3 separate regions of the Homo sapiens genome follow, and all the other regions are linked to region 1. Evidence: chromatin loops called from intact Hi-C (ENCODE). Cell type or tissue: PC-3. All regions are shown on one strand. Each heading gives the region's core, and the rest is flanking DNA. Links, peaks and the distances in the headings are about the cores only. Region 1 has its middle 94 kb from the start of LINC02530. Region 2 has its middle 59 kb from the start of EDN1. Region 3 has its middle 130 kb from the start of EDN1.

Evidence for each region. Hi-C counts contacts between places; a loop is a spot of excess contacts. Peaks named below come from ENCODE experiments on the same cell type or tissue, not always from the same donor. Only the 100,000 strongest peaks of a DNase experiment are listed, where the experiment ranks them.
Region 2: a loop joins it to region 1, with 5 times the contacts of the local background. A loop is called at or near these places in 3 of 110 quality-filtered maps.
Region 3: a loop joins it to region 1, with 2.1 times the contacts of the local background. A loop is called at or near these places in 3 of 110 quality-filtered maps.

The regions. Positions count from the first base shown.
Region 1 is chr6:12,486,117-12,496,706 of GRCh38, forward strand. No RefSeq gene overlaps it. Among named protein-coding and RNA genes, the nearest start is that of LINC02530, 94 kb to the right of the region's middle. RefSeq lists an enhancer at 8,259-8,758. In PC-3, for the core only: no CTCF peak of the experiment used is centred there; DNase peaks (open chromatin) are centred at 5,075 and 6,455; H3K27ac peaks cover 2,808 bases.
Region 2 is chr6:12,343,900-12,354,489 of GRCh38, forward strand. No RefSeq gene overlaps it. Among named protein-coding and RNA genes, the nearest start is that of EDN1, 59 kb to the left of the region's middle. In PC-3, for the core only: no CTCF peak of the experiment used is centred there; DNase peaks (open chromatin) are centred at 4,882 and 5,422; H3K4me3 peaks cover 316 bases; H3K27ac peaks cover 1,981 bases.
Region 3 is chr6:12,415,818-12,426,407 of GRCh38, forward strand. No RefSeq gene overlaps it. Among named protein-coding and RNA genes, the nearest start is that of EDN1, 130 kb to the left of the region's middle. In PC-3, for the core only: no CTCF peak of the experiment used is centred there; a DNase peak (open chromatin) is centred at 5,014; H3K27ac peaks cover 1,674 bases.

The DNA of each region.
Region 1 (10,590 bases), core at 1,767-9,766:
TGGGAAACAAAGATATGTACATACCAAAGTCAAACTTTTACTAGGAAGGTTTGGATTGTCAAGGCTCAGGTGTGATATTTCAGTCTTGGTCCTATTTACTTAGGATGCAATTCAGAAGGTTAAAGTTGGCCCTGGGAGATCCAATAAAAAATATACCTGAGTCCAAATTAATCTAGATCTACAATTATTACTTTTAATTCATTACTATTATGGATATATATATATGTTAGGAATTAGCAGCAGAGTGAATCAGTATGATATTTTAAGGATTATGCTTTTATGCTTTTAAATTTTAGATAATACATTTCCTAATATTAATTTTAAAACACTCTCTTTGCCATGCTGTTAAGAATTCTACTTTTTTTTTTTTCATTTTTATCTTCCTAACTTCTTATTGTGACATTGTTGGCCAGATCCTAAATAATTTTAGATACAAGCAAAAGTTTCCTTGTATGAGTGAATAGAATGCTAAGTCTCTTTGGAAGTATATTTATACATTTTATTGTAAAGTTTAATTTTGATTGTGCATTTGTGTTTGTGCTTTAGATTTCAGGATTATGGTAGCTTTCCTACCCAAGTATTGGCTGAAACAGCCAATACCCTTCTTTAAAAAATTTCTGTAAACAGGTTTCTACACATTGCTAACATGAATAAACAACTTTCCTTCTACCTCCAAGTTCGTCATTTCGTCTGGCAGTCATTGAAAATTACCATATGTTGGGGGTTGACACCGAGACAAAATATTCAGACTGTTAGGCCCTACGGTTCACCTTTTCCTACAGGGTGTTTTTTGTTTGTTCCTTTCTCTCCTTGTTGTCTTTTTTTTTTTCTTGGATAAAGCATTCAAGAAATCCTTGATGTGGGACAAAATTTTATTGTGGTTAAGACTTACTCTTTCCAAGATGAAACAGCCAATAAAGATCCACCAGAATGCATTCAGGCAGGCAGCAACAATGTCTTCCAGCTCCCTAGCAGGCAAGTCATCTGTGGTCTACTTCCCTCCTCTCTGTTTACTGAAAGACAACAGTCAGTGGGAAAAGCACTGCTCCAGCTTTCAATTCTGTTAGAACAGGGTCTTTTCTCCCACGATGGCTTCTTGGCCTTCTGAGTGAAATGTCCAGTGAGCTGGCTTGGCACATTTCAGTGGAGGATTTGGCACTTAGAAGAGAATAGCTCAGCTGTCATTTCTTAGTGAAATATAAATAATTCCAGAGAGAAGCAGAAGAAAAAATTAACAGTCCATTCTGAGTCTTTGTCATGAGGGTTCCACAGGGCCAATTTTTTTTAACATGTCCTCTGAGATACTGGCCTAGCAAGGCCCTCCTTCCTAGTTAAACCAGATGCCAACCAAGATGGAAAGCGTCCCTGGAAAGAGAGCTGTTTCTTTCCACTTCATTCCCCAGCCTTTTTTCCTGATGGGATTTCAAGAAGGTTAGTATCCTGAAGATGCAGACAGAAGCAAGCTGGTCAAGAATGCTCCAGGAATCCCAGGGACCTCAGATCAACTGTCCTAAGGCAAGAAGGCCCTCACAGGAAAGACTCTCATACTAAATACTGTAGATTCCTGGAGACTTTTGGATGCAAATGACAGAAACCTAAATCAATCCAGCTTAAGCCAAAATAACAAGAGCAAACAGAAGAAGAATGTTTTGGAAGTCTACACGTGATTGTACCCTCGGATTTGAAGGCGGTCTTCAGCAGTGTATGCCTCTATTCTCCTGTATTCACAGGCAGGTCCCCAGCAACCCTGAGCCGACATAGATCTCCGAACTTGTGATCTCAAAGAAAGAAGGACCATCTCTTCCAATAGCTCTGGCAAGGGCCAAGAAAGGGCTCTGATTAGGCTGGTCTGAATCATATGTCCATGCCTAAATCAATCTTAGTGGCCAGCAAGCTGGGTGGCCAGAATTGAATCAAGTGTTCATTCCTAAGGCTAGTGGGGACTTAGGGATCACTTGGACTGAAAAGTATCATTGAAGATTCAGGGAGAGTTTGTTTTCTAAGGCAATATCTATCAGACACACAAGAAAAAATATGTCCTCTGCATATGTGGAAACACCTTGATGAGGCATTAATTGAAAGAGACCCAAAGTGTCTTGGTGCTCCAAGAAGTAGAGCATCCCACAGGAAGCTTGCATAAATCTTAATGTCAATTGGAAAGTGGAGCTGGGGATTAGATTTTAAACACACTCCATTTCAAGCAATTTCACTGCACTTTTACTGGGTGATCTGGTCCTGAGTGACACTGTGGACTCGGTTATATTTGGGTTTGGGGTTTTTATCTCTTATTTTTGTGGTCCTGTTTTCTTTTCCTTTCTAACACTGTCCATGAGAGCACTTACACTTCCCAAGCCATTTGACCCTGATGTCCCACAGCTAAACAATGGCATGAACATTCTACCCCTCACTCTCTCCCAAAATGACCTACCCTATGCTTTAAACCCGAAAGACCTTCAGGGAAATCAATGACTAATATCAACTAAAATGAGCATTATTTGTAACAAGGTAAGATACTACTGACATTTTAAGAATAATCAGACCTCAATCTTATGGCTTCCAAACTTTGGAATTTGTACAGGAGAGAGAAAGAAAGGGCTGGGGGTGGGGAGAGAGAGAGAGAAAGAGAACAAGAGGAAGAAGAAGAGGAAGAGGAGGAGGAAGAAGAAGAAGAAAAGGGAGGAGGAGGATCAGGGTAGCAGTGCTGGCTTCAGAGATGCTGAGGAAGGAAAGGGAGGAGAGGAAGAAAAAAGGAGGGAAGATTAAGGAAAAAATTGGGGTTTTTTAACCATTTTATTTTGCCAAGTTAAGGACCTTAAAAAGCCACAACAAAACTACCATTTAATACCATGAATGCATTATAAAAGAGAAGATATTTTAATACCAAAATATTTGAAAAGGGTTTAGTTTCATATTACAAGAAACTCTCTTAAATTAAAAAAATTACATCGTGTTTTGAAAACTCACTGAAATGTCCTAAATTAGCCAGAGATCATTTAATGCTTTATCCAAAGCAGCACTTGCTAAAGATGAGTATTTGGGTACCATAGCCTTACCCCAGAGAGATTAATGATGGAAGTTGTGGGGCCATGGCTCATCAGTGGGAGAATTTTATGCCACTGTGCCCTTGTACCTGGAGATATAGGTTCCTCTATCTATAAAGGCATGACCTTGGTTCCAGGCCACAGATTCTGGTAGAACTTACACACATCTGAATCATCATCCCTAACGGAGACCTTTCAGCACTCAGCACAGCCTACATTTTACATAGAAGGGAAAACCAAGATGCAAGAGGTAAAGAAATTTGGCTAATATCACATTCTGTACGTAAATAGCATAGCCAAGACAGAACTTTTACAAATCAGGACTCGGTTGGCACTCGGACTGAAGGCAGAGAGTCCGCCTCTGAAGACTGAACATGCCCCTGGGTAAGCCCAAGTGTCAGGTGGGCAGAGACGGCCATAGGTGATGTGAAGGAGTCCCAGCCAGCTGGCAGTACACTTCTGCAAAAGGGAATGATGTTGAGGGAGAGAGTTCCAGCCTGGCCATCAGGGTGTTGTGCCTGGGATGTGGAGCTGTGAAAAGGACCCAGACCCATATTGTGGGCTTGGCAGTGTTCAGGCAGTTTTCATGAGGTCCAGGGAAGACCCTACTCCCAGAAACATTGTATTACTGAGCCAGTTATCAAGACAGGGGCTCCCTGGAAGAAAGGTCAGGGCCCAAGATTCTAGAAATGACATGTAAGATGAGCAAGAGCAAGATGGACTTTATCGGCTTCAGAATATCAGCACCTGTGGACAAGACAAGCTAATTGTGATATGAAAATTAGAATGTTAGCAGTGGAAGGAATGTTCCACATTGTAAACATGAGAACTGAAGGGAAGAAATGTGTAGGATTTTTTTCCCAGTAAAATGGCTGTTGTCTTTAATGTTTTCTTGTCCTTTGAGCTGCATTGCTGACACATATTAACCACAGTGTAAGAAAGTCACATTTGGATGCAAATGTGACCATGGAAGCAATATTAAAAGTAAAAGAAAAGATTTTGGTGAAACCATGGAGAAAGACATAGACTGGCTCTCAGGAGAACTGGAAATTAGCTGAATGCAGAGGGGCAGGGCTTTGTTGAAGCACTCATTAAAAAATCTCAGCATTAAGCCTGGGCAGAGGAAGAAGAATAATTGGAACTGAGGAAGCTTGAAATCCAGATGGTGTCAGTCAAGATGGAGGTTTAGCCTTTGCAGCTCCTCAACAGATTTGAAATCTAGTAGAACCATGAAACCCTGCCAAGTCAACTAAGAGACACTAAGAGCAAATTAGGCCTAAAATATAATCTGGGGCCTGAGTTTTGGATTAGGATTAATAAGACTTTTTTAGAGACTCAAGAGACCAAAAGAGAAAGCTCAGACTGAGTCCCAAGGAAATCATAGAATGACGCAGAGGTCATAATCCCTACCAAGATGAAAAACAGCAGGGAAAGACTAAAATTCCTCAGTGTTTAAGACTGTCAGAAGTTCGTACCTGAGGATTAACCTCCCATTGCAATAAAATTTAGTTATGTCATTTCTAAACTGATTAATTTCAGCTTGGAGTGAGTGGGATCAGAAACTGTGGCTCTGCCCACTTACTTCCCCTGTAACATAGCAGCCCCCTGGATATGGGAAATCTTTGGTGAATGTATCAGCAATTGAAACAAATGAAATATCTCTGGGACATTAATCATTAAACTTTCATATCTGTTATGACAAAAACAATACTCTGAGCACAGGCATTACTGGAAATTCATGAAATGAACCCTCTTTTTTGGGTCAGTGTTTACTACAGTACTGATTGTTTCAGAAAGAAAACTTTATGAAAGGAAATCAAGAGCATTTCTCCAACTCCACGAGCCCTGCAATAACAGGAAACAAAACTTCTATTTCTGTAGTTTTCCAGATAAGAACTGAATAGTGGATTTTTTTTGAAGACATGTGGCAAGTACTGTTTAAGACATATAAATTAATGTCTATTGCACAGGCTTGGCTGGGTGACTCACATTGCGGCTTCTATTTCTGGTGGGGGAGACTCAGATACATTTGTCATGACTCCAGTAAGTGGTAAAAAATGACAAATTGGCAGAGAAGAAGTTGTTGCTAACAATGTGGCCATTTCAGCCTTGGTCATTCAATGGGACCACTCTGCCCCAAGAACATTCTAGGCTGACTGTGAAGCACAGCAAAGCCTAACTAGTTACTATGCAGTTGAAGCCAATTTCTAGTGGCCTCCTAAGACTCCTACAGTTCAGATGCTCTCCAAGAGTAGACAAAACAATGGAAAGACATGCCAGAGTGTGCAAAGAATGAGGAAACATTTTCATGTTTCCATGTGCATTTTCTTGTTCATGCTTTCTGTTCACTGGAAACACAAGATGTAAGCAGAGATATTGGCAAAGAATGATGGGGCATTCCAATATTGAGACAATGGTATGAATGAATATTCATAATAAAGGTCAGATGCTTGGAGGTTGAAGCAAAATCAGGTGAAGAGTTGCCAGTGACTGTTTACAGTCTTGAGATCTTCATGCCTCCAGCATGAGACCTCATGAGAGATCCTGAGACCTCCAGGCTCCCCTCAATGAGATCTTCCATGGAAACTAGCACTCAGTCGCCTTAAAAGGGATCTTTCTTTGAATATGCAAAGAAGTGGTTTACTCAGTTAGTTCAGAACATATTTGCTAATTACAAATTATATACTTCAAGTACAATAGCTAGCTGGTCTATTACAATATACTTCCCCAAAGTTTTCACAAGTCACGTTGTAATAGCAAACATAATTAGGGAGGTATGTGTGTTTCATTTTAAAGTTTATCCTCTTCAGCAGCTCCGAAAAGGACAGGAAAGTTAGGTCAGAAATCCAGGAGGCCATTTAAGACACAAATCTCTCAAAACACACCGTCTGAGCACATGCTGATATGGAAATATGTACATTGAGAGATTCTTTAAGTTATAATGCAAAGGTTCTTTTTTTATTTTATTTTATTTTATTTATTTATTTTTTTGAGATGGAGTCTCACTCTGTCGCCCAGTCTGGAGTGCAGTGGCACGATCTCAGCTCACTGCAACTTCCGCCTCCTGGGTTCAAGTGATTCTCCTGCCTCAGCCTCCCGAGTAGCTGTGACCACAGGCGCATGCCACCACATCCCACTAATTTTTTGTATTTTTAGTAGAGATGGGGTTTCACTGTGTTAGCCAGCATGGTCTCGATCTCCTGACCTTGTGATTCGCCCTCCTCGGACTCCCAAAGTGCTGGGATTACAGGCATGAGCCACCGCACTCGGCCAATGCAAAGGTTCTTTTATGGTCAAGGTTTTCAGCTTTTTAATCATGACACTGGATTATTGGCTTCCTTGTTTGCTAAGACATTATTGATGTCATTCCTTGTTGACATGACTCAGAGAAAAGAATTTTTAATATTTGATTATGTCAACAATTGTGAAACATTACTGAGAGCATCAAAGTAGAAGAGGGTGAGATGAGTACCTTTGTTGAATGTCTTATTGCTACAATCAGTAAATAACTGTAAAGATGCAAGAATAACATATCTCCACACCCAGATTCAGTCACTGCTAATATTTTGCTATATTTTGTTATGTATTTTATTTTTGCCTGTTCTAGACCACATTTATCCACAATTTTGCATCCTGCTTTTATTACACTTAACTTTAATACCATAAGCAGGTTACTAGGTTATTAAAACTCTATGTAAAGATCACTTTTATAAAGAGTGATCTTTATTAAATTGACACATAAAGGTTGTTTGCAGTGGGTTTTTTTCTTTCTTTCTTTCTTTCTTTCTTTTTTTTTTTTCTTTTTTTTTGAGACAGAGTTTTGCTCTTGTTGCCTAGGCTGGAGTGTAATGGTGCGACTTCAGCTCACTGTAACCTCCGCCTCCTGGGTTCAAGTGATTCTCCTGCCTCAGCCTCCCAAGTAGCTGAGATTGCAGGTGCCTGCCACCACTCCCAGCTAATTTTTGTATTTTTAGTAGAAACGGGGTTTCACCATGTTGGTCAGGCTGGTCTCGAACTCCTGACCTCAGATGATCCACCCTCCTTGGCCTCCCTAGTGTTTCTTATTATAAATACTTTTGTGTGAAACATCTTTTCAAACAAACCTCTTTCCTTGTTACTTATAATTTCATTGAGATTCTTAGGAGTGAAATCATTAGGTCAAAGGTGTAACTTTTTGGAGCTATTGATATGTATTGCCAAACTGCTAAATAGAAAGGTTGTACCAGTTTATGCCCCAACAGAAGTTGATGAAAATACAAAAAGAGAATGCCCTTAGGCTTCATTAATTTAGTCACAGTCATGTGAGAATTTATGCTTATGGTAAACAGAGCATTGGTTAAAGATAAACAATTGAAATATTTTTGTTTAAGATAAAATGAAGGCAGAAGGCATCCTTAAAATGCTAATAAATGCTGAGAATTTAAAAAGATCTACTAGGAGTGTGCCAGTCTTCCCGATGTCCCGCTCCCTCAGTGGGGGATGTTCCTCCCGCGTTCCTCCCACATAGATGCAGTTGGAAGGAACATCTCTCTCCAAGAGACTAGACATTGGGAAGACTGGCACACTCCTAGCAGATCTTCAGAGGGAAGGCATTGAGAACAGTTGGAGGGAAGACACAGAAGCTGGGCTGGAGAGGGAGGAAGCTGAGAACCCCACACAGAGCTGCCATGCACTGGGACTATTCCTAGCCCCCAACAATTCCTGCGGAGGGGGTGAGTTAACTGGCAAGGAGCAACCAGCTTTCACCACAGGCCTCTTGAATCCCTACTGGAGGAGACCCCTCAACCACCACAGACTCTTGAGTTGGCAGGGAAAGCTGCTTAGAGAAGTTGTAAGGGCAGAACTCCAGCCATGGTGGAGCCCACAGTATTTGGTAGTGGAGGACGTCCAGAGATGCCTGCCCCACTAGGCTTGACTTGCTCCTGTAGGAGACTTTAACCCTAGGAAAACTGTCTGCTCTGTGTGCTGCAGGGCGATCTTGCCCATGAGAAGAAGCCAGTCTGATCTGAGCACCCCTCAGTCTGCTGGTGTCTTCTGGAGCCCCAGCCTGGCCATGCCTGCTTGCAATGCAGCCCCCAGATACCTCCTGGGGTCCCACATCATAGTTCCTGCCCTGGTGGACTGTGTCCCCGACCAGCAGAGTACTCCAGTAGAGTGGCCCCAGTGGACAGGAACCAGCCTACCTGCGCCCCGCCCCCACTGCAGCCTCCTTCATGCCACCTTGCCTACAGACACTCGCCCAAGGCCACCCCCTATATTGCTTTCCCAGCACACATGTGTGGGTGGCCCTACCTTTCCCTTCCCTGCCAGTGTGTGGGTGCATGTGCACCCTGCCAAGCCACTGCTGCAAGTGCGAATGCACCCCGCCCTCCTTCCTCTCGCCATACCACCATTGTCATGGGCACATTGGCAGTCATGGAGCCCTCTAGCCCCACCCTTGCCAGCACTTCACTCTGCGCTGGAGCTGCTAGTGGGAAATCAGGCAAGGAGAACAGTGGACCTGCCCCCAGCCCAGAGTGGCCACTACCACTCATGTGAATGAGCACAAAGGGTGCACACAGTCCTACACCCACCAGCACCCTGCCCTTGTGCTAACACCACCACTGCACTGATGTGAATGTGTGCACAGTTGCTGGGGGGGTCCCCACTCCCCCTGAGCCTTATTGCCACCACTACTGTTGGGAAGGCCCACGTGGAGGCCAGCACCCTGGCCCTGGGTAGCCCCCTGCTGCAGCCAACAAGCATGCAAGCACGCACCCTGTGACACTGCCACTACCACTGCTGCTGGCACATGTAAACAAGAATGGATCCTGCTGCCACCGCCTTACAAAGTGCTTTAGCTGGCACCACCCATCAGAATGTTGTGACCAGCAGTCCAAGAGCACCTTAGCCCCTCCAGCACAGCAGGTTCCTAACCTTGAGGAGCCAGAGATCAAATCCAGGGCCTAATACCAGGCTCCCAGAGTTAGAGCATGCAGTACAGGAGTCCTGAGCTGAGCCTTGATCCCCTAATATCTTCCAGTAAGGAAGCCAGTCAACTGAATCCACCTTACACCACAAACTCCAAGATCATCAAATAGGATTTTAAAAAACCCAGAAAACTCATCCAAAGTTGAGCAACTTCAAGGACTGAAGAAATATCAGCCCAGAAAGATGAGAAAGAATCAGTGCTAGAACTCTGACAACTTAAAAAGTCACCATATCTTCTTTCCTCCAAACAACTGCACTAGTTCTTCAGCAAGTTTTCTTAACTGGGCTGAGATGGCTGAAATGACAGAAACAGAACTCAGATTATGGACAGGAATGAAAATCACTGAGATTCAGGAGAATGTTGAAATTCAATCCAAGGAAGTTAAAAATCACAATAAGAGTTGGGCGTGGTGGCTCACATCTGTAATCCTAGCGCTTTGGGAGGCTGAGGTGGGTGGATCACCTGAGGTCAGGAGTTCAAGACCAGCCTGGCCAACATGGTGAAACCGTGTCTCTACTAAAAATACAAAAATTTGCTGGGCTTGGTGGTGCACGCCTGTAATCTCAGCTACTCGGGAGACTGAGGAAGGAGAATCACTTGAATCTGGGAGGTGGAAGTTGCACTGAGCCGAGATCATGCCACTGCACTCCAGCCTGTGTGATGGGAGAGAGACTCCATCTCAAAAAAAAAAAAAAAAAAAGAATCACAGTAAAACCACACAGAAGCTAACAGACAAAATAGCCAACATAGAAAAATATGTAACTGACCCCTTAAAGAGCTGAAAAACACTCTACAAGAATTTCAAAATACAATTGCAAATATTAACAGCAGAATAGACCAAGCTGAGGAAAGAATCTCAGAGCTTGAAGACTGGCTTTCTGGAATAAGGCAGTCAGACAAGAATTTTCAAGAAAAGAATGAAAAAGAATGAACAAAACCTTCGAGAATTTCAAGAATTATGGAATTATGTAAAGAGACTGAATCTGTGCTTACTGATGTCCCTGAAAGAGATGGGGAGAATGGAAGAAACTTGGAAAACATGTTTCAGGATGTCGTCCATGAGAACTTCCCCAACCTAGCTACAGAGGCCAAACTTAAAATTCAGGAAATGCAGACAACCCAAGCAAAATACTTCATGAGAAGGTCACCCCCAAGACTCATAATTATAAGATTCTCCAAGGTCTAAATGCAAGAAAAAAATGTTAAAAGCAGCTAGAGAGAAAGGACAGGTCACCTACAAACGGAAGCTCATTAGACTAACAGCAGACCTCTCAGCAGAAACCCTGCAGACCAAAAGAGATTAGGGGCCTATATCCAAAATTCTTTAAAAACAGAAACTCCAACCAAGAATTCTATATCCGGCCAAACTAAGCTTCATAAGCAAAAAAGAAATAAGATCCTTTTCAGACAAGCAAATGCTGAGGGAATTTGTTACCACTAGACTTGCCTGAGAAGAGCTCTTAAAGAAGCACAAAATGTGGAAAGGAAAGACTATTACTAGCCACTACAAAAACACACTTAAGCACACAGACCAGTGACACTATAAAGCAACCACACAAACAACTCAGCATAATAAAC
Region 2 (10,590 bases), core at 1,344-9,343, 140 kb before region 1:
ATTTCCTGAGGAGGAAAGACCTTTGCAATGGAGGGCAGGGAGGGCACCCTGCCCTCAGTCTGGCTCCTGATCTAACACCAGGAACCTCAAGTAGCCAAAATCCTTTAGGAGACAAGGTTCAGGTTTCACACAGGCTGTCCTGTTTAGAGCAAATAAACAGCCCATTCGTGTATATTTTGGACCAGGTCTCTGGACTGCCCGGGGGCACCTTGCCACCTGTTGTGCAACCTGCTTGTTGTGGAGAATTAGGGAAGAACAATTCTAGAAAGGGGTCCCAAGTCAGTTAGCTGAGACGGGGTATTGAGAGTCCTTTTGGGATGCACTTCACATGGATTCTGGGAGGTAGGCAGGAGGTTGGGGATAGAAGGTAGGGAGAGATGTGGACAAGAGGACCTAAAGTAAGACAGCTGCCTGCTGTTTGCCCTTGAGCAGCGAATATTCCAGCAGAGGGGACAGTACCCAGGCCCATGGCACCTCTCTAGAGGTCTAAGGGACATGCTTCATCCTTAACTGTTGCCATCAGAAACAGCTTGAGTGAGGCAAGCAGGATTGAACTCTTTCCTAGGAAGCTTGATGCCCTTGAGTGCACATGCCATTTGGGGTATACAGCAAAGATCACTGTCTAGGAATTTTCAACTTGTTCAAAATTTCTATGCATCGCATGTTAATTAATATGAAAGGCACCAGGCTGGTGGTAAGCATTATTGTGAAACTGGTGCACCTTTCAATAGCCTCGGCGCCATGTCTTGTCCATCCGTCTACCCTCCTGGCCACCTCTCCATCCCCTCTCTCTGTTGCTCAGGGTTGCTTCTTCATCTCTTCCAGTAATCCCTCACCTCCAACCAGAGCAAAGCCTGCCCACAAGAAAAAAGCCTAAGCTAAATCCACTCGCACTAATAAGGCCAGTATGTTATCCCTTCCAATAACGTGGGCATGATGATTATATTCATCAAGGGAAAAATGTTTTTTGTTGTTGTTTGAGACAGGGTCTCACTCTATTACCCAGACTGGAGTCCAGTGGTGCCATCACGGCTCCTGCAGCTTTCACCTCCCAGGCCCAAATGATCCTCCTGCCTCAGCCTCCAGAGTAGCTGGGACCATGCCCAGCTACTTTTTAAATTTATTATATAGAGACTGGATTCCACTATGTTGCCCAGGCCGATCTCCAACTCCTGGACTCAAGCAATCCTTCTGCCTCAGCTTCCCAAAGTGCTGGGATCGCATGAGTGAGTCAGCACTCCCAGCTGGAAAGCAGTTTTAAGTCAATGTTATGAGGGAAGTGAAACAAACAACGATTGAGCACCTGTTATGTCCCAGGTATTATGCTGAGCACATGATCCAATTTAACCTTCAAAATCAACTCTACAAGGAGGCAGTTTTATATTCATCTTACCGAGGAGGAAAATGAGAGTAACCTCTCTCAAGGTATATGATGGCTTCAGCCTGAAATGGCTTCTGGAGTGGACAGTAGGTCCTAGGGGTCACCAGAATCTAGGATTATATGGAGGTATCTCAAAGCTAGTACCAGGAAACAGAGCATGCTGAGCAAGTAAGACTTAATAAAGAACCCAGGCATTTCCCCTCAGCTTCGGCCAGAACAGGGCTGCTTGTATGCATTTTCAACATTGGATTCCAGGAAAGCTTCTGTATTAAGAGTTCAATTTGGCCAGGCATGATGTCTCATGCCTGTAATCCCAGCACTTTGGGAGGCTGAGGTGGTGGGATTGCTTTAGCCCAGGAGTTTGAGACGAGCCTGGACAACATTGGGAAACCCCCCTCTCTATTATTATTATTGTTATCATCATCATTATTATTATTATTTTCAAGTTCAGCTTAAGAAAACATTTTGTTTCAAAATAACTTCCTTGGCAAGTGGGATCTTTGGAAGGGATTTAAGCAGGGTGTAACACGTCATATTCACTTTTTGAAATATTGCCCAGAGACTGCATAGAAAATAGATTGAGCCTAGAAACAATTCTCCAGAGGAGAGTCATAGAGGACCTGAACTAGGCAGTAGCAGAGGGATGGAGACAAGAAGACCGCTGTGAGACATGCCAGGGAAGACGGCCTTCTAGACCCTAGTGACTCTAAGCATGGTCTCTGGGCCAACAGCCTCAGCATCTCTCGGGAGATTGTGAGAAATGCGAATTCTCAGGCCCCAACCCAGATCTACTGAATAAAAATCTGCTTGGAAAAGATCGCCAAGGGATCCATATGCTCCTTAAACTTCAGAAGCACTGCTTTCAGACCACTTGCCTGGGAGAGGGATGGAGGAAGGAATGGACGATGACTCTGAGCCTGTGTTCAAGCATTATAAAATGGGTGAGACCTTCTAGAACAACATGGATGAGACCTTTCTTTGAGAAGAGTGCTTTCCCTTCAACAGGTCAGTGGGTATGGCGAGGGCATTCTGGTGCCATGACCTCTCCCTAAACAGCTGACAATCACCGCATAGTTTGTTGTTAAAGTGCCATTTGCTTTCTCTTATTATACAGCAGGTCTTCAAATAATGTTACAATGTTGATGAGGAAAAAAAAAATGGATTCCTGGCCAAGGCCACTATCTGTGTGGAGTTTGCAAGCTCTCCCCACATCTGTGTGGGTTTTCTCCAGGTGATCCAGTTTCCTCCCACTTCCCAAATCTGTGCCTGTTAGGTAAATTGGCATGTCCACACTGCCCCGGTGTGAGGGAGTGTGGGCGTGTGTGTGAGGTGTGAGTGTGCCCTGTGATGGGATGGCACCTTATCCAGGTCTGGTTCCTGCCTTTTGCCATGAGCTGCTGGGACAGGGCCCAGCCACCTGCAACCCTGAACTGGAAGAAGCAAGTAAATAATTATCTTACTTAATTTTATCACTCTTTCTTAAATGTATGTGTAGCCCACACTTATTTCTATGTTTAATATAAAAAGTGTTTTGCTCTAAACATAACTCTGTTTTATATCAATTAGCCTAAGTTCAAATTGGTTTCATTGTACCTTCTATGTCATTTCACTTAGTCACAGTTCCCGAGAACCCATCATTAAGGAGGGACTTACTGTACTCTCCTTTTCTCTGTTGGTGTGGATTTCTTCAAGGATCCAGGATCACCTTCCCCACTTTTGGCTATCCTAATGAACTGGCCCACTGTAAACCTTTTATACCTGGGCTATTCTTTTTTTTTTTTTTTTTTTTTTTTTGAGACGGAGTCTTGCTCTGTCGCCCAGGCTGGAGTGCAGTGGTGCCGTCTCGGCTCACTGCAAGCTCCGACTCCCGGGTTCCGGCCATTCTCTTGCCTCAGTCTCCCGAGTAGCTGGGACTACAGGCGCCCGCCAGCACGCCCGGCTAATTTTTTTTGTATTTTTTAGTAGAGACGGGGTTTCACCGTGTTAGCCAGGATGGTCTTGATCTCCTGACCTCGTGATCTGCCCGCCTCGGCCTCCGGAAGTGCTGGGATTACAGGTGTGAGCCACTGCGCCCGGCCTGCCTGGGCTATTCTTAACTTTCTTTTTCTCTCCCCCAACACTTTCTTGTCTAATATTTTATTCTTTGTGGGTTTGCTAATTTAAGCTAAAATACTGGTGGCTAATAAGGCTCATATATTTCATCTCTTCAAATAAAGATTTTAGTATTAAAAGAGACTGTTCCTGGGCCAGGCGCAGTGGCCCATGCCTGTAATCCTAGCACTTTGGGAGGCCAAGGCAGGAGGATCATTGGAGGTCAGGAGATCAAGACCAGCCTGGCCAACATGGTAAAACCCTGTCTTTACTAAAAATACAACAATTAGCCAGGTGTGATGGTGCATGCCTGTAATCCCAGCTACTCTGGAGGCTGAGGCAGGAGAATTGCTTGAACCCGGGAGGCGGAGGTTGCAGTGAGCCAAGATCATTGTATTCCAGTCTGGGCAACAGAGTGAGACTCCAACTCAAAAAAAAAAAAAAGAGAGAGAGAGAGAGAGAGAGACTGTTCCTTAACTCAAGGACATCAGAGATGGGACTGTTTTAAGCATCCAGTCAATGAGGAAATATTCAGAGGCACAGGGTCTTTAAGACCCTCTCAGCTAGATGACATTTTCTCCTGTTGCTGTTCTGCATGTAACTGTGCTTGATCTCAAGAAACGATGTTCACTCCTATCTGCTTGTGTTTTCTTTCTTTTCTTTCTTTCTTTCTTTTTCTTTCTTTCTTTCTTTCTTTCTTTCTTTCTTTCTTTCTTTCTTTCTTTCCTTTCCTTTCCTTCCTTCCTTCCTTCCTTCCTTCCTTCCTTCCTTCCTTCCTTCCTTCCTTCCTTCCTTTCTTTCTTTCTTTCTTTCTTTCTTTCCTTCTTTCTTTCTTCCTTCCTTCCTTCCTTCCTTTCCTCTTTCTTTCTTTCTTTCTTTCTTTCTTTCTTTCTTTCTTTCTCTCTTTCTTTCTCTCTTTGTTTTCTTTTCTTTTTTTTTTTTATAGGGTTTCACTTTGTTACCCAGCCTGGAGTGCAGTGGTGCAATCTAAGCTCACTGCAAACTTTGCCTCCATGGGATCAAGTGATCCTCCTGCCTTAGCCTCCTGAGTAGTTCGGACTACAGACATGAGACACCAAGCTCAGCTAATTTTTTTTTTTTTTTTTTTTTGGTAGAGATGAGGTCTCACTATGTTGCCCAGGCTGGTCTAGAACTCCCGGGCTCTGGCAATCAGCCTGCCCCAGCTCCCCAACAAGCTGGGGATGAGATGGGCATGAGCCACCACACCCAGCCCTGCTTGTTTTTGCCTCTAGTGCTCTCTCTCTGCCTGGAATGCAATTCCCCAGCTCCCCTGCCACCTCAGGCTGAGTTGGGTACCCCCACCTGTGTGGTCTCCTTGGGCATCCCCCCCTCATAGCCTGTTATCATGCTGCACTCTAATTGTTGGTTTACATGTCCCTCCCACACTTGATTCAGAGTCTTTTCATCTTTATACCCTCAAAGCATATCAGAGTGCCTTGCTCATACCAGAGGCATAATAAATATTTGTTAAATGAGTCAACGAAAGACTATGTGGCTGTGGACGAGGCTGGCTTTGAGTGTAGGCTGGGATGGGGGAGTTGGAACAGTAGTGTCTGTAGCAGTAAGAGGCGGAATTAGAACTCACGAACATCTAGACATATAATGAGGTCAGGAGCTACTCTGCATTCTGCATGGGTCTTTGCATATCTCTGAATTACTTATAATACACTACCGGGCCCTTCTGATGAAGTGTAAGCTAGAAAATTCCTCCCCACCTTAACTTTATGGGCAAGCATTGAAACCTGCCCAGTGTTATTCTCACTGAAAGGCTCATACAGCAGTGACTGTAAAGTGGGTTTGGTCACTTATTTTTACTTTTATGAGTGTTTTATTTTCAGTTGTAATAGTAATCTTAGTAAGCTTTTACTTAGTGTACACTAAGATCCCAACAAACAATAGATTTGCCCTTAGCCTACGTCCACTCCCCAACCTCTGTTTGCTGAGGGATTCTCAGCCTTAAGAAAGGATGCACTCCTACACAGTCTACCTACCCTCTAATAAATGCCAAGACAATGCAAGGGAAGTAAAAAATACCAAAGTGAGAAAATACTGCTATTGTAGCTTGAAGCTTAGAGGGTACATTCCTCCCTACCTTAACTTAAATACTCTTTCCACAGAAGCAAGAAACAAAGACAGATCCCTGAAAACCAAGAGTAATAGAGAAAGTGTTTACATGAATGGACACAGGGGCATGTTTTGTTCTTTCTCAGCGATCCTTTGTTGTTGCAGAGACTATATATGATCCTGATGGGCAAGAGGGCCTAGTGATTTGTCTTTTCATTCTCCTCCACTAATGATCCTCTGAACAGTCTACTGATCACATTTCCTTGCCCTTCATTCTTTTTAAAAAGACCTTTGAAATTTAGTTCTCACTCTCCATACTCCCAATCCACCCATGGCCATTGCTCTTCCTTATGTCAGCTCTCTGCTTTCCCACATCACCTCCTAAAATGCCATTTCTGTATTTTGTTTTGAGAAAGCTATACTTGTATCTGATAGTTATGAAGTCATGTGTAATTACACTTTTATCTTTTCTGGTCATTACCACATATATATACCATATAAGAACACTGAAAGTAGTCACTCTGAAAATGAACCTCAAATTTATTTTCATGCCATGGAAACCAATGTTTCCAGAAATCATAAGTAAGTCACCCACATGGATCAAGATCATGTTTCTTACTCCCCAGCAGAAGGACTATAGCTGGCCCCTCTTACAACATTGGGGAGGGGTGCCCCAATTTCATGCTATAATCACCAGAATTTGATAGGATGCACATGGCTAAGACAGAGACAATCTGAAGATGCATGGAGATCCTGGAAATGATGCTTGCTGAAAGAAGGGAGGCATCTAGACATGCTTTGCCTCATTCACAACATTTCTATTTTAAAAATTAATATTTTAACTTTTATTTTAGGTTCAGGGGTATATGTGCAGGTTTGTTATATGGGTCAACTTGTAACTTGGAGATCTGGTATACAGATTATTTGATCACCTGGGTACTAAGCATAGTACCTAGCAGTTTATTTTTTTCCCTGAACCTCTCCTTCTCCTCACCCTCCTCCCACAAGCAGGCCCCAGTGTCTGTTGTTCACCTCGTTCTGTCCATGTGTATTAGTTCATTCTTACACTGCTATAAAAAAAAGTACCTGAGACTGGGTAATTTATAAAGAAAAGAGGTTTAATTGGCTCACGGTTCTGCAGGCTGAACAGGAAGCATGGCTGCGGAGTCTCAGGAAACTTACAATCATGGTGGAAGGTGAAGGGGAAGCAGGTGCATCTTACATGGTTGGAGCAGGAGGAAGAGAATGAAGAGGGAGGTCCTATACACTTTTAAACAACCAGATCTTGTGAGAACTCACTCACTATATGAAAACTGCAAGGAGGAAATCCACCCCCATGATTCAGTTACCTCTCACCAGGCCCCTCCTCCAACAATGGGGAGTACACTTTGACATGAGATTTGGGCGGAGACAAAAATCCAAACCATATCATTCTGCCTCTGCCCCTCCCAAATCTCCTGTTCTCACATTGCAAAATACAATTATTCCTTCTCAACAGTCCCCCAAGTCTTAACTCATTCTAGCATTAACTCAAAAGTCCATAGTCCAAAGTCTCACCTGAAATGAGGCAAGTTCCTTCAGACTATGAGCCTGTAAAATCAAAAGAAGATTAGTTACTTCTAAGATACAATGATGGTACAGGCATTGGGTAAATATACCAATTCCAATAGGGAGAAATCAGGCAAAACAAAGGGGCTGCAGGCCCTATGCAGGTCTGAAATTCAGCAGGACAGTCATTAAATCTTAAAGCCCCAAAATAATCTCCTTTTACTCCATGTCTCACATCCAGGCAACTCTGATGCAAGGAGTGGGCTCCCAAGGCCTTAGGCATCTCTGCCCCTGTGGCTCTTTAGGGTACAGCCCCCTTGGCTGCTTTCATGGGCTGGTGTTGTGTGCCTGTGGCTTTTCCAGGTACATGGTGCAAGCTGTTGATGGATCTACCATTCCAGGGTCTGGAGGTTGGTGACTCTCTTCTCACAGCTCCACTAGGCAGGGCCCCAGTGAGCACTCTGTGTGGGAGCTCCAACCCCACATTTCCCCTCCACACTGCCCTAGTAGAGGTTCTCCATGAGGGCTCTGCCCCTGCAGCAGACGTCTGCCTGGACATCCAGGCATTTCCATACATCCTTTGAAATCTAGGCAGAGGCTACGAAGCCTCAACACTTGTCCTCTGTGCACATGCAGGCTTAATACCATGTGGAAGCTGCCGAGGCTTATGGCTTACATCTTCTGGAGCAGCAGCCTGAGACATATCTGGGGCCCTTTTAGCCATGGCTGGAGCTGGAGTGTCTGGGACACAGGGAGCAGTGTTCTGAGGTAATGCAGGGCATTAGGGCCCTGGGCCCAGCCTGCAAAACTATTCTTCCCTGCTAGGCCTCCAGACCTGTGATGGGAGGGTCTGCTGTGAAGGTTTCTGAAATGCCTTCAAGGCATTTCCCCCATTGTCTTGACTATTAACATTTGGCTTCTCTTTAGCTATGCAAATTTCTGCAGCTGGCTTGAATTCCTCCCCAGAAAATAGGTTTTTCTTTTCTACAACATGGCTGGGCTGCAAATTTACCAAACTTTTATGCTCTGCTTCCCTTTTAAATGTAAGTTCCAGTTTCAGATCATCTCTTGTTTGCTCACAAATATAAGCATATGCTGTTAGAAGCAGCCAGGCCACATCTTGAAGGCCACATCTTGAATGCTTTGCTACTTAGAAATTTCTTCTACCAGAAACCCTAAATAATCATTCTCAAGTTCAAAGTTCCACAGATCTCTAGGACAGGGGCACAATGTCTCTAGTCTCTGCTAAAGCATAGCAAGAGTGACCTTTACTCCAGTTCTCAATAAGATCCTCATCTCCATCTGAGACCACCTCAGCCTAGCCTTCACTGTTCATATCACTATCAGCATTTTGGTCACAATAATTTAACAAGTCTCTAGGACTTCCAAACTTTCCCTCATCTTCTTGTCTTTTTCTGAGCCCTTCAAACTGTTCTAACCTCTGCTCACTACCCAGTTTCAAAGCTGCTTCTACATTTTCAGATATCTTTATGGCAATATCACACTCCCAGTACCATTTTTCTGTATTAGTCCATTCTCTCATTACTATAAAGAACTACGTGAGACTGGGTAATTTATAAAGAGAAAAGGTTTAATTGGCTCATATTTCTGCAGACTGTACAGGAGGCATGGCTACAGAGGCCTCAGGAAACTTACAATCATGGTGGACGGTGAAGGGTGAAAGGGAAGCCACAATGTCCTACATGGCTGGAGCAGGAGGAAGAGAGTGAAGGAGGAAGTGCTACACACTTTTAAATGACCAGATCTTGTGAGAACTCACTCACTATCATGAGAACAGCAAAGGGGAAATCACCCCCACAATTCAATCACCTCTCATCAGGCCCCTCCTCCAATACTGGGGATTAAAATTCATCATTAGATTTGGGTGGGGACACAGATCCAAACCATAGCACCATATGTTCTCATTATTTATCTCCCACATGTAAGTGAGAATATTCGGTATTGGGTTTTCAGTTCCTGTGTTAGATTGCTAAGGATAATGGCCTCCAGCTTCATCCATGTTCCTGCAAAGGACATGATTTCACTCTTTTTGTGGCTGCATAGTATTCCATGGTGTATATGTACCACATTTTTGTTATCCAGCCTACCATTGATGGGCATTTAGGTTGATTCCATGTCTTTGCTATTGTAAATAGTACTGCGATGAACATATGCATGCATGTGTCTTTATGGTAGAATGACTTATATTCCTTTGGGTATATACCCAGTAATGGGATTTCTGGGTTGAATGGTAGTTTTGTTTTTTGTTTTTTGAGGAATTGCCACAATGTTTCCCACAACATTGGACTAATTTAAACTACCACCAGCAGTGTATAAGAGTTCCCTTTTCTCTGCAACGTTGCCGGCATCTGTTATTTTTTGACTTTTTAGTAATAGCCATTCTGATTGGTGTTAGATGGTATTTCATTGTGGTTTTTGATTTGGATTTTTCTAATTATTAGTGATAATTAACATTTTTCCATATGCTTATTGGCTGCATGTACGTCTTCTTTTGAAAAGTGTCTGTTCGCATTCTTTGTCCACTTTTATGTTTGGTTTTTTGTTTTTGTTTTTTGTTTTTGGTCTTGCTCTGACACCCAGGTTGGAGTGCAGTGATGCGATCTCGGCTCACTGTAACCTCTGCTTCCCGGGTTGAAGCGATTCTCCTGCCTCATCCTCCTGAGTAGCTGGGATTACAGGTGTGCCACATGCCTGGCTAATTTTTTTGTATTTTTAGCAGACACAGGGTTTTACCATGTTGCCCAGGCTGGTCTCAAACTCCTGGCCTCATGTGATCTACCTGCCTCGGCCTCTCAAAGTGCTGGGATTACAGGTGTGAGCCATCGTGCCTGTCCCTTTGTCCACTTTTTAATGTGGTTGTGCAACATTTCTTGGGGCCAGTTCCAACTTCAGTTATGCAGCCTTTGGCTCAAGAGCCTTCACAGGATTTCCTTTGGCATTTGCTGCATTTTTGCCAATTCCCACAATATTGTTTGAACTGTAACAGTTTTTCCTTGTTTCTTTCTTTTTTCACCAACTGGGATCTAAGATTGACTTACAGAAGCAAGGTATGTCTGAAACGATTAATATTTCTCTAAGTCTCTATGTGCATCAAGATTTGTAACCTATTGTGAACTTGTGTAACAACCATTTAATCAGTGCAATTGATCAAAGTAGCTTTCTACACAAAAGTGGGTACCTGGCTATCATGTAATCATGAAAAAGCAACAACTCTGAATTTTATTATATTATATTTATGTGCTCCATTTATTATGGTGTTGCCCTCCAAAATGAAATTACATACCCAAATTAAAAATGCACTAAAATATTTTAGTGACAAGAAAATATTTTTCTTTTTTAATATCTGCAGAATGGGCACAAACATATTATACTGGGAATATTTCATTTCATTTTTAAAAAATCATAGAGGCAACATTATGCATTTAGACTCATATTGCAAAGAGCATTATTATTTGCTCTATTTT
Region 3 (10,590 bases), core at 1,480-9,479, 71 kb before region 1:
TGGGAAGAGGCATGGGCATAGGGCATGGCCTATTTTAGAAATGGCAAAGCATTCTGTAGATTGTAGCATCCACGTGAGGGGAGAAGGGGTAGGAAGGAAATGAGACATCTGAGTGAAGTGGGGGCCTGAGCATAAAGGGTCTTGGAAGCTCTGAAGTTTTTGTACAAGCTTTTTCATTTGAGAGCCTGGGAGATGGGTCTGTATTACCCAAAACAGGGGATACTGGAGGCAAAGTAATCTCAAGAGGACACAATGAAAAAGTAATTCTTCAAATATTTAGAAAGAAGAGTCTGTAAAGTGCATGAATAAGTTCCCTGACTTCTTCAGTATGCAGCATACTGAATATATGACTATTACGCTTGGTAGGGGAACTCAGTAAATATTTGCCGATTACTTTGGCACACTATTACCTTGAAAAGATTCAGTAAGATGATTTATCTGAAAACCTCCACTTGTGCTATGCCTTCTAAAGAAAAGAGCTTTTACAAATTTCAGGTCTCAGTGTGTTTTGTAAAACATTGCCCTCATTCTTATTCAGCCCAGACCATCATTCTTGGCATTCTCAAAAATATATACAGGTCATTTTAACCTTGTATGTGATGGATAAACATTCACATCACAGCAGCCAAAAATAATACCCATTTTGATCCTTGTAAATTCTGGGCCAGTTGATGGGCCCTTCAGACTACTGACAACTTTAGATCTTCTCTCTTCTCTGGAAGGGGAACAAGGGGTGGGCTTGTGTTTTTAACCACCCCATCACCTTTAAGTAGGATATGAGTTTACAGAATGGTTTCCTTTATGTGAAAGGTTCTAGGTTTGCTGAGTTTTTCAGTGTGGAAGGAAAGTTCACAATGTAAAATGGTACTAGAAATGTGTGCTAATTTTTCATGTTTTACAAGGGTAAGAGGCAGAAATATGGATCCTTTTCTTGATTTGTAATTAAAGTAGATTCATGGTCCTACTTTCTTATCTAAATAACTGAGGGGTCAAATGTTAATAAGCAGAGATGCCGAGTATTCCAAATAAGGCAAAATGCTGGTCCAGTTGCACTACAATTATTGATACCTGACTCTTACCGAGGGAACTAGATGTCTTTTGATAGCTGGGCCAGCTGCCATCCAGATTCACACAGAGCAAGAGGTAACTGAGGACATCTCTGGACAGACGTCTATTATCACACCTCTTCAATGACCCAAGATCTACAAGCAAACCTTGTATCATATATCTTTTCTTTCCTTATGAGTTGAATTACATGACCCCCCCTAAAACAAAAAAAAAGATATGTTGAAGTCTTAAGCCCTAGTACCTCAGAATGTGACCTTCTATGGAAATTGGGTCATTGCTGATGTAATTAGTGAAAATGAAGTCATATTGGAATAGGCTGGGCTCTTGATTCAACATGACTGATGTTCTTCTAAGACAGCCATGTGAAGACACAGAAACATGGGGAGAAGCCCAAGCGAAGATGAAGGCAGAGACTGGATGATGCTGTCACAAGCCAAGGAATGCCAGAGGCTAACAGGAGCTGGAAGAGGCAAAGAAGGACCTTCCCCTAGAGGCTTCAGAGAGAGGATATCTGAACAGACATCTTGATTTCACACTTCTAGCCTCCAGAACTGTGGGAGAACAGATTTCTGTGGTTTTAAAGCACCCAGTTTGTGGCACTTTGTTACAATAGCCCTAGGAAACTAATACACCTTTCTTGATCCCTAAATATAGATAAACTGGAATGTAGAATTAACCATTTGGTTAAATTCAGCAATGTCATTATATATTAAAATAATTCTCAATATTTTTCAATATTTTCAATACTTTTATCAATAGTTTTTTTTGCAGATGTTATACTTAAGGGTTACATAATTCTTGCTTTATGGACACAGTAATTTATTTTAGAATTTCTCTGTTCAATATTTAACTTGCTCATATTTCATTATTTTTTCTTTTCTGTTCTTGTATTCTAAATACAGTTAGACTGAATATATTGATATGTTAATATTTGTCCACTTCCTTGACTAGTATTTTAGAATAAGTAAATAGAAATGGAGTTACAGGCTCATAGGACATGACATTTTGAAATATTCCTAGTATATGTTATCAAATTGCTTCCCATGGATGTTGTAGCAATTTGTTGCTTGAACTGACATATTAAAAAGGGTCTTTTCCAGAACTGTATCCTAGCAAGAGGGTAGATCCTAAGTATTCTCACACCACACACACAAATGGTGACTGAGCTGAAAAATACGCTAATTTGCTTGATTGTGGTGGTAGTCACCTCACGATGAATATGTATATAAAAACATCACATCTTACACCTTAAATATACACAATTTTTATTTGTTAATTATGCTTCAATCAAGCTGGGAAGGAGGAAGTATTCTCCGCTAATGTGACTAGTGTGGGATTTGTTGCTTTAATTTTCATTACCTTGAATACTAATATGAAACCTTTTTGCCCCATAATGTTTATTAATGCTTAGTACGTATTCTGTGACACTTCTGCTATTGTTCTTCATTATTTTTTCTTAAATAGAGTCTTTGCATGAAATCTATTTGTTCTTTGCATATGGAGTATATTAACATTTTTTAGTGTCCTCATTTGTAATATGAAGGTAGTTAGAATAAGCATCCTCTGGGATTGCAGCAAGAACTACATGTGCTAAATATACCATGTACCAGGCACCTAATAGGTTCTTAATAGTGGGAGCAATTCATTATAATTTCATATGGGGCCTGCGTATACTCTCACTTGCCTGCTTTCAGTTTTGATAGCACAACTGCTTTGACTTTTCAAATAAATCTCATTCTCATTTGTGCAGTCATCTTAGTCTTTTTCTTTTGCATTTTCTGTATACTTTGTTCAGGTTGAACCATGATGGAGGAGTTAGCTGGGCTGGAGACTCAGCATGTAAAAATGCACAGAGGCATAGAAGAAAGTGTATTTTGGGGTAAAGGTTCAAATATTAACTCCATGTGCTGGTAAGCGGGTGTCTTAGACAAGTCCACTCTTCTTTTTGTGCCTCAGTTTCCTGTTTTGTAAAATGGGAAATTAATCATGTTAACTATCTCTTAGGTGGTTGTGAAGAATGAAATAGATGCTATTCATGATCTATTGCTGCATACCACAGTATCTAAAATCCACCAGCTGCTTAAAAGAATAATAATCATTTATTATCTCACATAGTGTCTGCGGGTAAGGGATTCTGGAGAGGTTTAGCTAGGTGGTTCTAGTTTGAGGTTTCAGGAGGTTGTGGTCAAGTAGTCATCTGGGGCTGCAGTCATCTAAGGCTTGATTGAGATAGAAAGATTCACTTCCAACATAATGGCTCATGTGACTAGCAAGTCAGCACTAGTTCCTGGCAGGAAGTTTAAGTTCTTTGCCAGGTGAATCTCTTTCTAGAGCTACTTGAGCATCCTACCAACATGGCAGCTGGTCTCAGCATGACCTAAGAAAGAAAGCAAGGAGAAAGTTGAAATGCCTTTTTGAAATCTCAAAAGTCTCATACCGTCACTTCTGCCACTTTGAAATCATTAGAAGCAAGTCGCTATTGTGACCTACACTCAAGGGAAAGAGAATTAGGCCCCACCTTTTGAGAGAGGAGTGTCAAAGAATTTGTGGACTAATTTTCAAACAACCACATGACCTAATGCATGTTACACACTTGTCTACTTTTTTTGACTAGTATTTTAGAATAAATATATAGAAATGGAGTTACTGGTTCAAAGGGCATGCCATTTAAAAAATATTCCTTGTATATGAGATAGCTTTTAGGAAGAAGTCAAAAGATGCTGTCTATTGTGTCACATACTTCATAGCACTATCATTATCCATAGCACTATCATTAAGGCACTGCAAGTTGTGCGGTAGTGGTGGCTTTGGATACATCTGAGGTATGATAGAAAAAGAATCTTTAAGATACACAGGAGCTAAATAAAAATGGGCCCAGCATGTCATGACACAATGCTTGCATTTTTTTGCAGTAAGTCCTTCCTTTTCAAACTGGGTTACTCCCAAGGCACGTAGGCACAGGGAACAAGTGCTACTTAAAGCAACAGAATAAACACACGTCATCTCTAGTAAAGTGCTATTTTATTTGAAAAACTTTATTTGAAAAAAAAAAGAAGTAGATGTATTAAAAAATAGATTGTAAAGTTGCTTATATTTTAAAGAGGAAACACTAGGTATTATCTTGGTCTTCTGGTGGCCTGCTTTGTACAGTATCTCCTGATCCTGGGTAAATAATTAACTTTTCTTTCCATTTAGGTTACCTTAGTGGAGAAGTTTAGTGACTCAGTTAGTTGATGAGGAGATACTGAAGGATTTAAGGGAGGTTAAGAATCTGATATTTTTAAAAGGTATCTCCATCAAGAATATTGAAAACACTTCTGGAAAAAGAAGAAAGATAAATATTTGAATTTACCCAATAGATATTAAAGGCATTGCAAAACCCTCATAATTAAGCATTTAAAACAAAGCTAATAGAAATATAAAGAAGCAATCCATTTATGAGAGTAGTCACACCAGAAATAAATGACAGTATATGCCTACAATTCTAATAAATAACTAAGATGTCCTCACTAATCAATGAGGGAAGGAATGGATTCAATGCTTGTTGGGGGAAAATTGAGCTCTTTGGGGAAAAAAATCCATCTCAAGCCCTATCTTACATTACTTAGTAAGATAAACTCCAGATAAATGTGATGAGTGTAAAAATAAAATCATAAGAAACTTGAAGACAATTAGATGTGTACTTACTTGCTCTCCAGGTAGGAAGGAATTTCTAAATATAAAAGAAGGATTCTCTAGGGAAAGCAAATCAATCGCTGCATCTGAGTAAGTATTATACTTTTGTGTAATACATTAAACATTTAAAACAAACCACAAATACTGATGGATGGCATTCATTGTGTACCAGCTATGTGCCAAACACCACACTTGGAGCTTTGCCTTCATTGCTTACCCTTAATCCTTACACACAAAAAAACCCACCACAGGCTCAGTCGTACTGCCTCCACTTAACAAATGAGAAAACCGAGACTGCGAGAGATTACATGAGTAATTTGCAATGCTGGCTGCACACTGAATCACTCAGAGAGCTTTACAAAGGCCCGTGCCTAGGCCTCATCCCAGAGCAGTTTAATCAGATTTGCTGGGAATGGCACCTGGGCATAAAATCCTTTGTCCAAAGTCACACAACTGGTAACTGCAGAGACAGAGGCTTTTCTGTGTCCTCAACACCTGGACTTCTCCTATGCCATGTGGAAATTTTCTTGAGGATATAAACAGGCACTTAGTTTTCAAAGGTGGTAAAAACCTGAATGTAGGCTTAACTTAAAGCAGAAGTGATGTGAGATATGAGAGTCTATTTGTAGACCCACCTATAGCAGAGAATCCATAGTCTGTGTTTCTGGAATATCAGTGAAAAAAAGCCTCAGGGCTGGAATAGAAGGATAGCATTTTGATGGTCTAATAATTTTGAAACAATTGGCAATACTTAGACAACTTGAAAGGTGTTTGCATGAATCTAATTTCTTAGGCTTATCATCACCGTTGTAACTTCTTCTCTACCAATTGGGACATGACAATACAGACGAGTTACTTTATTGCATAGTTTTTAGGAACACAGATTTTTGGAGACAAACCACCTAATTTTGATTCCCAAATATATTCTTTATAGCTGAGTAATCTTAATTTACTCAACTTCTCCATGGCTCAGTTTTCTCAACTGTAAAATGGGAATAATAATAGTATTGTATTAATGCTGTGTAACAAATCACCTGAAACCATAGTGGCTTAAGATCTCTCCTGGTTTCTCTGGGTAGGAATTCAGGAACATCTTAGTCAGGCAGTTTCAGCTTGGGGTTTCTCTGAGCTGGGGCTGCTGTCATCTGATGGCTCACCTAGGGCTGGAGAATCCACTTCCAAGGTTCACTCACATAAATGACAAAATGTGGCTTATTGTTGGCAGGAAGCTTAAGTTTCTCCCCACAAAGGCCTATAGAGATAGGACTGCTTGAGAGTCCACATCGCATGCCATCTGGCTTCCCCCAGAATAAGTGACCCAAGAGACCAAGGTGGCAATTGTAATGCTTTCTGTGGCTTAGCCTTGAGGTCACACATCATCACTTCTGCAGTATTTCACTGGTCCCACAGATCAACTCTGGTTCAGTGTGGGAGCGAAATACACCCTTGCACCAGAAAGCAGGGATCACTGGGAGCCGTTTTGGACATGGCTATCACAAGTACCTAGTTTATTGGCTTGTTCCAAAGATACATACAATTGACCCTTGAACAACACAGGCTTGAACTACACGGGTCCACTTTTACGCAGATTTTTTTCAGCCAAGTGTGGATTGAAAATACAATATTGGAGGGATGCAAAACCCTTATATACAGAGGGCAGACGTTTTGTGTACTAGGGCTCCTCAGGGCTGACGCGGGGAACCTCAGCATACATGGATTTTGGTATATGCAGGGGTCCTGGAACCAGTCTTCTGTATATACCAAGGGATGACTGCATTAAGGCATATCTCTCTGTATGTGAATATATATAAAGCTCTATATACATACATCTCACACTTAGAATACTAGAACAGAGCTTACACCACAATTAATAATGTTGTAACTAAATCAAAAATTCTGGGAGTGGGGTCTGAGCATTGGTATTAGTATTTTAAAAATCTCTGCATGTGATTAATATGTAGCCAGTTTTGAATATCATATTTCTATCCCAATACTTAGCTTCATGGTGATCAGAAGCCCTGGAACCCTAGTTGAGAGGTTTTCAGCCTTAGTTGCATAGTAGAATCATCTGGATAGCTTTTAAAAATCCAATTGTTCAGGCTACACCCCAGACCAACTCTGTCAGAATCTCTGGGGCATAAGGGCACAGGTCATCAGTATTGTTTTTAAGCTTCTTAGGCAATCCCACTGCAGTCAAGTTTGAGACCCACTACTCTAGTTATTTGACATAGATGACTGTATTACAGTCCCCTCATTTCCTCAGTGAGTTGAGCTCTACTCGGCATTTAGATCCTAGGGACCTAACATCACTTGTTGAAAACAAAAGGAAGACCTTTGACTCGTCTTAATGTGCAGGGAAGTCTGAAGATGGGTAGGAATGTGCAGCATGGCGCCAGTTGTTCTCTGTCTGTGCTGTTTGTCTGGAGGATTCAAGCCTCCAGCATGTCAGCCAGGCTCCTTTGGCCAGAATGCGCCTTCGTGCAAGAGTAGAAACCTCCTAGGCATGTGATCGCTGGGCCAGGAAAATGTCACCCATTGCCAGAAAAAAAACAGCTTTCCACGTAACTAGAGTGAATGGCACATGAAACCAATTTAGCCAGCGTGGTTGGAGAGGCATCAGAAGCATCAAAACATGGCCGCTCTGGAAGCAATGTCTGAAGGGTGTACCTGGTAATGCCCACAGGTGCTGTGCAGGCACAGAACCTGCCTCAATTTTAAGAGCATGGAGCTGTCTGCCTGCTGCTCTGAGTCTGCTTTTGTAAAGGAGCATTAGCTTGCTGCAGAGAACAATTGGTTACAATCTGGGAAAGACAAGCAAAAATGGCAGCTATATTTAAACCAGAAAAATAGTGGATGGATGACAATTTCTAGTGACTTATACCATCAAATTAGACTTAGAAAACTTGTGGTGTGTTGGGAAAAATCTCAATCCTTTTTGCAAATATTTGGGATTGAGGGAAGCTCTTAACAGACTTTGCTCATAGCTTTCTCTCCACAATTTTAAACCTATGTTTGTTTTAAGTAAAGCTTAATCCATGTGTTTCTGATTCCTTTAAGCGTAACTCATCAAAGTCTTTATTTTGGAAAAAAAATCCATTTAACGTTTAAGATGCCTTTGTTTTTTAGCCTTTTAAAGCATTTTCCCCTGTTTGAAAAGGGGCTCAGAGAGCACGTTTGCCAAGTTTAGAGCCCATTCAGTTGCTGTGAATGCAGATTTTTGACCACTGCACAGGATTTAGATTTCTTCGCACTCGCCAAAAATGTGACTTCCTGTTTGTTTTTTTAATACCTAAATCCTTTTTAAAATTGAATTTGGAACTCTCAATGAACCCTGAATGCAGCAGATCTGCCCATCCTTAGACTTTTTTCTCTCTACTATGGAGTTTGTTCATGCATTTATATTATAGTCTTTCTAGCTCTTCGGAACAATTTCTGTTTGTGTTGCTTAGTAACAAAAGAAAAATATTTTGAGCATGTGATAGCACCTTTTATCAAGGATCTAAAAGTTGGCTTCCAAACATGAGCAGAGAGCCATGACAACATGAGTCTTAGATGCCCCATGGTGAATGCAGAACTTAATTTGGAGGAATAAGAAAATGAGAAGTAAGAATGTAAAAGGAGAATGTCTGAACTGAAAGCAGGCCAAATGGGTCTTTAGGAACCCAATAACTGTTTTCTCATAAATTGCTTAAGAAAACCAGTTAGATGTCTCTGTTTCCTCTATATCTTTGAACAAGAGGAAAAGGGAACTGGATTTGTGAATGGGCTGAGTTAAGGTTGTATTGAAGTAATGCAAAACCACCTAATAAAAACTAAAGAAATATTAGTCATACATGTCTGTCTGCATAATGCCATATTACCTGCTATTTGCAATACCTTTCTTTATTAATTTTATTAATTCTAGATGCCACATTCAGATCATCAGAAAGGGGAGAAACTTCAGCTCAAGAATTTTTCATCAATCGTCTTCAGTAAGCTGAAATAAATATTATTTTCATGGATCCTGAAAACAGATATAAAATTTGACCCCTGGATGAGTAATTTGGTCAACAGCATCTTTTGTTGTTGATTGTTATTTGATGATGTGGGGGCATTTATACAGGAATTAAAGTCATCGTTCTTGCCCTTGAAGAACTTACAATTAGGAGAGTTTGTAAAGTTTCACTACCAACTATAAAATACAGGAACAAGATATTCATCCATAAAAATGACAGATGTTCAAGCAACTCAGTATTTGTGGGGTTAAGGAGGAAGAATATTAGCAGATAAAATTAAGAGCCAGGACACCCCGGTAAACAATAGGTATGATTTTTCACACAATAAAGTTTCACTTTTAGAAAAGCAAGATAGAATCTAAATCCTTTAATTTTATACAAATAGTCCCACATTTGACATTTAAAGAAAAAAAACAAGTTGAATATTGCAGTGGAGAAAGGTACAGTATAAAAATTGTTATTGGTAGCTTGAGTTTATTTTCTATAATAAGATTCAACATCAACTATATCTACTTAAATGGGACCAAAACATTTGTATTACACTGATCAATTTTTAAGTGAATGTTATGTAGACCATTTATTAGAATGGTCTTTTATTTGATACAATGTATAAATACATTTCCTTATTTTATTTTATTCTGTTTTATTTGAACAGATGATTTATCTCATGGCTGGGCCCTTAAAATGTCAGTGATTAATACAAACTGCAGTTACCTCTTAAAGAATATGCAGCCACTTTATTAATGAGGAAGAAAATCAAATATTTTTAAGGGAAGACTCTGAGTATTTTTCTTGAGTGGCTAATCCTAATTCAGTTTGCCTTTCAGTTTCCTTTTCTACAAACCAGGGCTGTCACTTGCTGGAAAAGACACGTGGAAAGGATGAATGCTTGAAAAAGAAATTTGAACACCAGAGTCATCAGAATCATTATTCCTAAGAAATTGGTTGCCATTTGAATTCTGCATTGCCTGGCAAGACCAGGGAAGCGGATGCATCTGGCTTAACACAATGAGTGGTAACCAACATCATAGGAGATGTACATAGCTTCCCTAGGCCATTGTGCATGTTGCCTACCACAGTCCCTTATGGCACCAGCCACATCTTAAATGAGAGCCACTGTGTAATTATAACATGACCAGGGTCTACCTGTTGGGATGGGGCACTGTGTTCTTACACCCACCACCTTAGGGTAAGCCTAAGAGGGATTCCAGCACGAATGTACATCTTTCAGAAGAAAAAAAATATTAAGCAAGAAAAGAAAGGTAACATGTCAAATTTGGGTTTTAGTTTGCATCCATTCAAGTGATTAACAAATTCTTATTCAGTACTCATCAGATGCCAAGCACCATCCTAGGTGAAGTGGGTACATTGGAGGGCAAAGTTTCAGACCATGTAAAACGAAATGATTTACTTAGGGTTTCTTTAATGAAATATGTGTTGGAGGAATATTGAACCATGCCAAAGTCCTAAAAATAACTGCAACTAAGCCCAGTATATTTCTATTGCTCTATTTCTTGCAGAAATTAAACATAAAATCATCACCTAATAAAGACATGTGTTGCAAAGCACTCTCATAAATTAGAAGTTAAAATTAAAGCCGTATTTTGAGCAAGGCCATGTAGTATCAACTTGCTGTGGTCCAAAAAACCAGGTTCTGTTTCTAGCTCTATTCAGTGAATTTAGGTGAGTCACTCGATGTCATGGGGCCTTCATTCAAAGTAAAATGCGAATAATTGCTGCCCATCAGCAGCAGACAGTGTTGATTTATCGCTTGCTCTCACTCCTTTTTTCTCATAGTTAGTGCCAAGCCTGGCTGGGAAAAGCATAGTTAGCTTTGACAGACTCTATAATA